Regions from separate parts of the Homo sapiens genome. Here region 2 is linked to region 1. The links are chromatin contacts, found by Hi-C or POLR2A ChIA-PET in ENCODE. All regions are on one chromosome and are shown on one strand. Each heading gives the region's core, a stretch centred on a gene start or an enhancer-like site at or near the end of the contact. The rest is flanking DNA. Distances are from core to core; before and after follow the strand shown.

Region 1 (4,150 bases), core at 629-3,128:
AGGCATGATCTTGGCTCACTGCAACCTCTGCCTCCTGGGTTCAAGCCTCCTCCTGCCTCAGCCACCCAGTAGCAGGGATTACAAGCACATACAACCACGCCCAGCTAGTCTTTTCACCATGTTGATTAGGTTGGTCTGGAATTCCTAACCTTGAGTAATCCACCCGTCTCAGCATCCCAAGGTGCTGGGATTAAAGGCGTAAGCCACTGTGCCTGGCCAAGTTTTAGTTCTTTAATACTTTTTGAGAGGCCTGGGAGTTCTTTCCTAAAAATAAAAAAATAAAAACTCACATAAAACCATAAGTTTCAAGCTTTAAGACAAGAAGAGCCCATTTCTAGTTTATCAAAAAAAAAGGCTGTCAATGAAACTATTGGGTCAGTTTCAGTCAGCGGTCCCTTAGCAGTGGAGAATTAAATAAATCAGCCTATTGTTCAATCAAAGCTGTAGTTATGGCTCTTGGAACAGAGAAGCTCGGTATCTAATGGTTGGTGAACCGCAACTGCTTCAACATTGCTTATCTCGAGGCCAGTGCTTGTTTAGCTGCTAGAGATAAAGAAAACCCTTGTGGCAGTTAGAGCACAGTTTATTCTTTTTTTTTTTTTTTTTTTTTTTTTTTTTTGAGACAAGAGTCTTGCTCTGTTGCCCAGGCTGGAGTACAGTGGTGCAATCTCAGTTCACTGCAACCTCCGCCTCCTGGGTTCAAGCAATTCTCCTGCCTCAGCCTCCTGAGTAGCTGGGATTACAGGCACACGCCACAGTGCCTGGCTAATTTTTTTGTATTTTTAGTAGAGACGGGGTGTTTCACCATGTTGACCAGGCTGGTCTTGAACTCCTGACCTCAAGGGATCCTCCTGCCTCTTCCTCCCAAAGTGCTGGGATTACAGGCGTGAGCCACCATGCCCAGCGCATAGTTTATTCTTTAAGTAAAAGACTGCGTGAAACTTAATCCATGCCTCACAGTGCCTTAGGTCCTGTTTACTAATTTGGTTTTATTGCCACCAAGAGTTCATTTTGTCAGTCTCATGATCTCCATTTAAATATTAATGCTGGTCAGCTGTGTCTAAACCACAAAAGTGAGAAATATAATGAGGTATGTCTGACATCCCATCTCATCACGGCTGGGAACTCAGTTTTTGGGGGTTTTTTTGCTTTTTTTTTGAGACAGAGTCTTGCTCTGTCACCCAGGCTGGAGTGCAGTGGCGTGATCTCAGCACACTGCAACCTCCGCCTCCCAGGTTCAAGCGATTATCCTGCCTCATCCTCCCGAGTAGCTGGGATTACAGGCATCCACCATCACGCCCAGCTAATTTTTGAACTTTTTGTGGAGACGGGGTTTCGCCATGTTGGCCAGGGTGGTCTCCAACTCCTGACCTCAGGTGACCCCCCACCTCAGCCTCCCAAAGTGCTGGGATTACAGGTGTGAGCTACCACGCCCTGCCAGAACTCAGTTTTTAAGGTTTCTCTGAGGTCCCTTTGACTAAAGGGGTCAGTCCATTGAGTTGTTTGGGGGACTTGGAATTTTATTTTTAGTTCTCACAAGAGTGTACAGAATCGCTGTTATATAGAATAAGTGTGTGGTGACAGGCATGGAATCAGCTGTCAGACGGCCAGGGTCGGAGAGCTGACCCTGGGCTCTGAACCATTCTACACCAAAGGTTCTTACCTGTAAAATGAGGATGAAAATGTGATATTAAAGAATTAAAGAAGAAAATTAATCTCAATGAATAGAAGATAGGATTTGAAAAGGTGGGTTCTGTAAATAAATCAAAAAAGCATGACTAGGGTGGAGGCGTGATTAGGGTGGGCACCTCTGAGTATATTTAAAGTAATTCAGCTTTACAATTCATTATTTTTTCAGTTGGAAAGGCCCTGGACTGGAGTTTCGACATGTCTTCCCAAGGTGAGTGCCTTTGGTAGAGAACTCAATGTGTTTTGTTGTGAGAAGACTGTTTCCATGAAAATGAGGGTTTTGTAGGGTTTCAACTTTTACCTTATAATAGTGAAGATTGTGGGCAGTCAGTTTGATATTATTCACTGGGGGTACAACAGGACACTGCAGCTTTTAGATAGGACTAGGCATTTAAAAATTAAACCCAATTATGATTCTTGTTTATAAAATTCTTTAGTTTTTAGACAGACAAAAATACCTACAGATCAAATTTTATTAAAAGGTAAAAAATCTTGGGGGGAAGTTTGAATGGATGGGTTCTAGATCAGACAAAGACTGGCTGTGTATTAATAATTATTAAAGCAGAGAGCAATTGAGGCTGGAAGCAGTGGCTCATGCCTGTAATCCCAACACTTTGGGAGGCAGAGGTGGGAGGATAGCTTGAGTCCAGAAGTTTGAGACAAGCCTAGGCAACATAGCAAGACCCTATTTCTACAAAAGAAATAAAAATTGGCCAGGTGTGGTGCATGCCTGTAGTTCCAGCTACTTGGGAGCCTGAGGCAGGAGGGATCATCTGAGCCCAAGAGTTAGAAACTGCCATAAGCTATGATCATGCCACTGCACTCCAGCCTGGGTGACAGAGTGAGGCCTTGTCTCTTAAAAAACAAAAATGTCCCAGGTATTTTTTTTTCCTAGCTCACAAATATGGCAGTTTTTTATTCTGTGATTTTGTTCAGAAATATTGTGAGAACTTCCATATGTAAAGTATGGAAGAAGCTTTGTCACTCTTTCTTTGAAAACAGTTGAAGCATGCTGGGTTAGGCTTAGGTTTATTGTTATTGATGACCCCTGGATGGAGCGAGAAGGTCACGTGTAACGTAAGCTCACTGTGTGTTTTGTATTTTTCTTTTTTTTTTTGGAGACGGAGTTTTGCTCTTGTCACCCAGGCTGGAGTGCAATGGCGCGATCTCGGCTCACTGCAACCTCCATCTCCCAGGTTCAAGCGATTCTCCTGCCTCAGCCTCCCAAGTAGCTGGGATTACAGACGCCCACCACCACACCCAGCTAATTTTAGTATTTTTAGTAGAGACGGGGTTTCACCACATTGCTCTGGCTGGTCTCAAACTCCTGACCTCAGGTGATCCACCCACCTCGGTCTCCCAAAGTGCTGGGATTACAGGTGTGAGCCACCATGCCTGGCCTGTTTTGTATTTTTCAAATCTTGCCCCACCACTGTATTTGTCCTGGAGGCAAAATCTACAGCAAAGAGCACCCAGAGTAACAATGGCCCAACCATAAAAACTTTGGGATGAAAGGTTCACCACAAAGCTTTGATAGGAATGAGCTCTATCTCAGGGACCTGGGAGTAGCCCCAGAACTTGGAGTGTGGCGTGAAGGTAGCCTCAGTGGCTCACCACTGTTTGATGCTCTAGGACAAGACTTCCAAACATTTTTTCTTCGGTGAATTTTTGTTCCCTCCTCTTTCTCTGAAAACCCAGTTTCCCACCACCATTTGTTGAAAAGATGATTATTTCCCCACAATGATTATTTTGACACCTTTGTTGAAAATAAGTTGTCTGGAAATGTGAGGGCTTATTTCTAAACTCTCAATGCAATACCATTGATATTATATATAATATTATAATATTGCATATACATAATTAAATATAATATCAATGTACTGGGCACGGTGGCTCACACCTGTAATCCCAGCACTTTGGGAGGCCAAGTCGGGCAGATCACGAGGTCAAAAGTTCAAGACCAGCCTGACCAATATGGTGAAACCCCATCTCTTTTTTTTTTTTTTCTTTTGAGACAGTCTCACTCTGTCACCCAGCCTGGAGTGCAGTGGCACGATCTCGGCTCACTGCAACCTCTGCCTGCTGGGTTCAAGCGATTCTCCTGCCTAAGCCTCCTGAGTAGCTGTGACTACAGGTGCCCACCACCATGACTGGTTAATTTTTGTATTTTTAGTAGAGACGGGGTTTCACCATATTGGCCAGGCTGGTCTCGAACTCCTGACCTTGTGATCTGCCCGCCTCAGCCTCCCGAAGTGCTGAGATTACAGGCGTGAGCCACCGCACCCGGTGGTGAAACCCCATCTCTATTAAAAATACAAAAATTAGTCAGGCATGGTGGCGTGCGCCAGTACTCCCAGCTATTCAGGAATCTGAGGCAGGAGAATCGCTTGAACCCAGGAGGCAGAGGTTGCAGTGAGCCGAGATCGTGCCACTGCACTCCAGCCTGGGAGACAGAGCGAGA
Region 2 (4,150 bases), core at 999-3,498, 49 kb before region 1:
GTAGCTTCATTGTCTGGGTGATTTAGCCCTTGAAAATGTTTTCTCCTAATTATAGCTGTTGCTTTAGATATTTAACAGTTGAACTGCTGAGTAAAGATTATGAGTCTTTACCACTTTTTTTTTTTTTTTTTTTTTGAGACAGAGTCTCGCTCTGTCACCCAGGCTGGAGTGTAATGGTGCTGTCTTGGCTCACTGCAACCTCTGCCTCCCAGGTTCAAGTGATTCTCCTGCCTCAGCCTCCTGAGTAGCTAGGATTACAGGCATCTGCTACCATGCCTGGCTAATTTTTGTAGTTTTAGTAGAGACGGGGTTTCACCAGGTTGGCCAGGCTGGTCTCAAACTCCTGGCCATAGGTGATGCACCCGCCTTGGCCTCCCAAAGTGCTGGGATTACAGGCGTGAGCCACTGCTCCTAACCATTACCACACTTTATTCGCTGTGGAGTGAGTTCCTTGATCAAAGTCAAGGCTATGAGGATAAATAAGACATTCCTAAGTCCACAATAGTAATTCTGATGAAATGTTACATGCAGGAAAGGTAAATCTGTCTCCAGATTATCTATTCCAATAAGAACAATGCAGTGACCCTTCCACAAAGGAAGTGGTCCAGCGTAATTCATCTGTCCCTATGTTAGCACTCTAAGTGGGTCACTCAGTGTCCGTCGCTGCTGCGGGTTAACTTTGGCACTCAGCTGGGGCTGTCCAATGGCAATGTTTGCCACATCGTGCCATGGACTACCAGTGCCCTCTTTACCACTGGAACTGGAGTCCTTATATAAATAGAAGACGTATATAACTTTAAATATACCTATTTTTAGTTGTATATTTATAAACATACATATCTCTGTAAGGTTCTGTTCTTACAGAACCACCTCCAATACCAAGGTCTTTATCATTCAGGGTTCAATCAGAGAAACAATCAGTAGTGTTCTGAAGTCAAATCCCATAGTGAACTAGTGAGCTATATAAAACGTATGTGCGTGTGTTTATACTATAAATATATAAATACATATACATACATACATATACATACTCGTACATATATAGAGGGACATATATGTGCCTTAGTCCATTTAGGCTGCTATAACAAAATATTATAGACCAGCTACTTTATAAACAACAGAAATTTATTTCTCACAGTTCTGGAGATTGGGAAGTACAATCAGGTTTGGTGTCTGGTGAGGGCCCATTTCCTCCTAGACAGCCGTCTTCTCACTTTAACCTCACATGGCAGAAGGATCACAGAGGTCTCAACCCTCCCTCCCCCTCTCTGCTCTCTTTGATAAAGGCACTAATCCCTTTCAAGAGGACTTTGCCCCCGTGACTCAATCACTTCCTAAAGGCCCCACCTCCTAATACCATTACCTTGGTGGGGAGGATATTGACCTATGAATTTTGAGGCTACATAAACATTCAGATCATAGCAATATAGAACTCACTTCTATAATTGTAGGGGCTGGATAGGCAAGAATAAAGTCTGTAGGGCAAGCCCTTTGGAAAACCAGTCAGAAACGCCTGAGGCAGCAGCTGAGCATGGGTGGGAAATTTTTTAATTTTCATATAAATAAGATAGGGTCTCCCTGTGTTGCCCAGGCTGGTCTTGAACTCCAAGGCTCAAGTGATTCTCCTGCCTCAGCCTCCCAAAGTGCGGGGATTACAGGCACGAGACACCACGCCCATCCAGATGTGCTTTCCCGCTTCCCTCCAGAAAAACCTCACCTTTGCTCTTAAGCCCTTTCACTGATTGAATTGAACCCACTCAGTTTATCCAAAATATTCTCATTTACTGAAAGTCAACTGATTATATAACCTAATCACATCTACAAAATACCTTCACAGCAACATGAATAAAACAGCCTAGATTCATGTTTTATTGAAAAAATAGGGAGTGTAAAGCAGCCAAGTTGACACATAGATAGCACCATCGCAATGATGAAAAGACGTGGGTTTCAGAAGAGCCGAGGAAAACAAAAAATACAGAGTAAGGTAAGGACATTCTTATAATGTAGAAACTAATGTAGCCAAATCAAAATAATTAAACAAGAGTCATATTTGAAAAGGTGTTATTAAAGAGAAAAAATCACCTAGTACGATCTGTACTTCCACTTAATCTAATTACTTCAAGTTTCTTTCTGCAGGTGTTAAATATTTAATGAGGGGATTAAATTGAAAGCTATTTAAGAAAGGGGCGGGTCATCTTGACCCTATATAAAGCCTGTGTCTTTAGGAGCTGCTCAGTTGCTTGCTGATCTCAGTTGCTTGCTGGTCTCCGTGAAGTCCAGGTCTTCTACCCCAAGATGAATTTGGACGGCACTTCAGGTGGTAAGTTCCCATCAGCTTTTTCTCTTACAATGCTACTTCCCTTGCTTTTTCTCAATAGTGTGTCAAAGTTTAAAGCACAAACACAGAGGTACAGATTGTTGGAGCAGCAGCTGTTTTTCACCGGTAAATTGTGTTAGGGCATTCATGGGTACTTTGAAGTTGGACTCTTGAATTTCAAATGTAAAATGGCAGCCGTGAGTCCCATACAAGGATCATCTACCTAAAGTCAACACTTTAAGTGGAGAAAAGAATGTATGAACTACCTAATGCATCCTGTAGAATTTTATTAAGATGTATTACTTTCCATTACAAAGTACCAGTTCTTGTGTATCTTTCTTAACCTCAATTGTTCCACAAGTTTTACCTCTTTCATTAATTTTCATTAATTTTCCTCTTCCCTACTGCTTCCTCTTTTGGTAATTTTGTACATTTTCAGTAAATTCTTTCTTTGGAAACTTAGGTCATCGATTATAATTTTCTAATATGTACATTTAAGTGTTTATCCAATTTAGTATGACTGGCTGTATGCCTAAAGTAAAAATACAGAGTAATAATAAAACAAGGAGGCCAAAGCAGGGGGATCAATTGAACCCAGGAGTTTGAAACCAGCCCAGGCAACATAGCAAGGTTGCCTAAAAAAAAAAAAAAAAAAAAAAAAAAAAAAGACGCCGGGCACGGTGGCTCACTCCTGTAATCCCAGCACTTTGTGAGGCCGAGGCGGGTGGATCACGAGGTCAGGATATTGAGACCATCCTGGCTAACACGGTGAAACCCCGTCTCTACTAAAAATACAAAAAATTAGCAGGGTGTGGTGGCGGGCGCCTGTAGTCCCAGCTACTTGGGAGGCTGAGGCAGGAGAATGGCGTGAACCCGGGAGGCGGAGCTTGCAGTGAGCCGAGATGGTGCCGCTGCACTCCAGCCTGGGCGACAGAGCGAGAGTCCGTCTCAAAAAAAAAAAAAAAAGAGGAAGCCACAGTGGTGCCTATGTGTAGTCCCAGCTACTACAAAAGTTGAGGTGCAAGAATAGCTTGAACCCAGTAGGCGGAGATTGCAGTGAGCTGAGAGCACGCCACTGCATTCCAGCCTAGGCGACAGAGGGAGACTGTCTCAAAAATAAAGAAAAAAAGAAAGTTTTTTTTATTATTATACTTTAAGTTTTAGGGTACATGTGCACAATGTGCAGGTTAGTTACATATATATACATGTGCCATGTTGGTGTGCTGCACCCATTAACTCGTCATTTAACATTAGGCACATCTCCTAATGCTATCCCTCCCCCCTCCCCCGACCCCACAACAGGCCCGGGTGTGTGATGTTCCCCTTCCTGTGTCCATGTGTTCTCACTGTTCAATTTCCACCTATGAGTGAGAACAAGCGGTGTTTGGTTTTTTGTCCTTGTGATAGTTTGCTGAGAATGATGGTTTCCAGCTTCATCCATGTCCCTACAAAGGACATGAACTCATCATTTTTTATGGCTGCATAGTATTCTGTGGTATATATGTGCCACATTTTCTTAATCCAGTCTATCATTGTTGGACATTTGGCTTGGTTCCAAGTCTTTGCTATTGTGAATAGTGCTGCTATAAACATACGTGTGCATGTGTCTTTATAGCAGCATGATTTATAATCCTTTGGGTATATACCCAGTAATGGGATGGCTGGGTCAAATGGCATTTCTAGTTCTAGATCCCTGAGGAATCGCCACACTGACTTCCACAATGGTTGAACTACTTTACAGTCCCACCAACAGTATAAAAGTGTTCCTATTTCTCCACATCCTCTCCAGCACCTGTTGTTTCCTGACTTTGGAATGATCGCCATTCTAACTGG

What was found. A loop is a pair of places that touch in the nucleus more often than their neighbours do. ChIA-PET counts read pairs that join two places held with the same protein, here RNA polymerase II (POLR2A). Pooled maps may share reads with other maps.
Region 2: a loop to region 1 is called in a pooled map, with 4 times the contacts of the local background. The contact joins the promoter of CPHXL here to the promoter of CPHXL2 in region 1. A Hi-C loop is called at or near these places in 1 of 37 single-sample maps with no recorded cell type and 1 of 50 pooled maps. POLR2A ChIA-PET finds 5 or more read pairs at or near these places in 5 of 52 experiments (A549, H1, OCI-LY7 and 2 more).

The regions. Positions count from the first base shown.
Region 1 is chr16:75,674,737-75,678,886 of GRCh38, reverse strand. It overlaps CPHXL2 (cytoplasmic polyadenylated homeobox like 2), which reads left to right and starts at 1,878. Exons shown (of 3, transcript NM_001395862.1): 1 at 1,878-1,900. The coding sequence starts at 1,888.
Region 2 is chr16:75,724,588-75,728,737 of GRCh38, reverse strand. CPHXL (cytoplasmic polyadenylated homeobox like) reads left to right here and starts at 2,248. Exons shown (of 3, transcript NM_001355613.1): 1 at 2,248-2,320. The coding sequence starts at 2,296.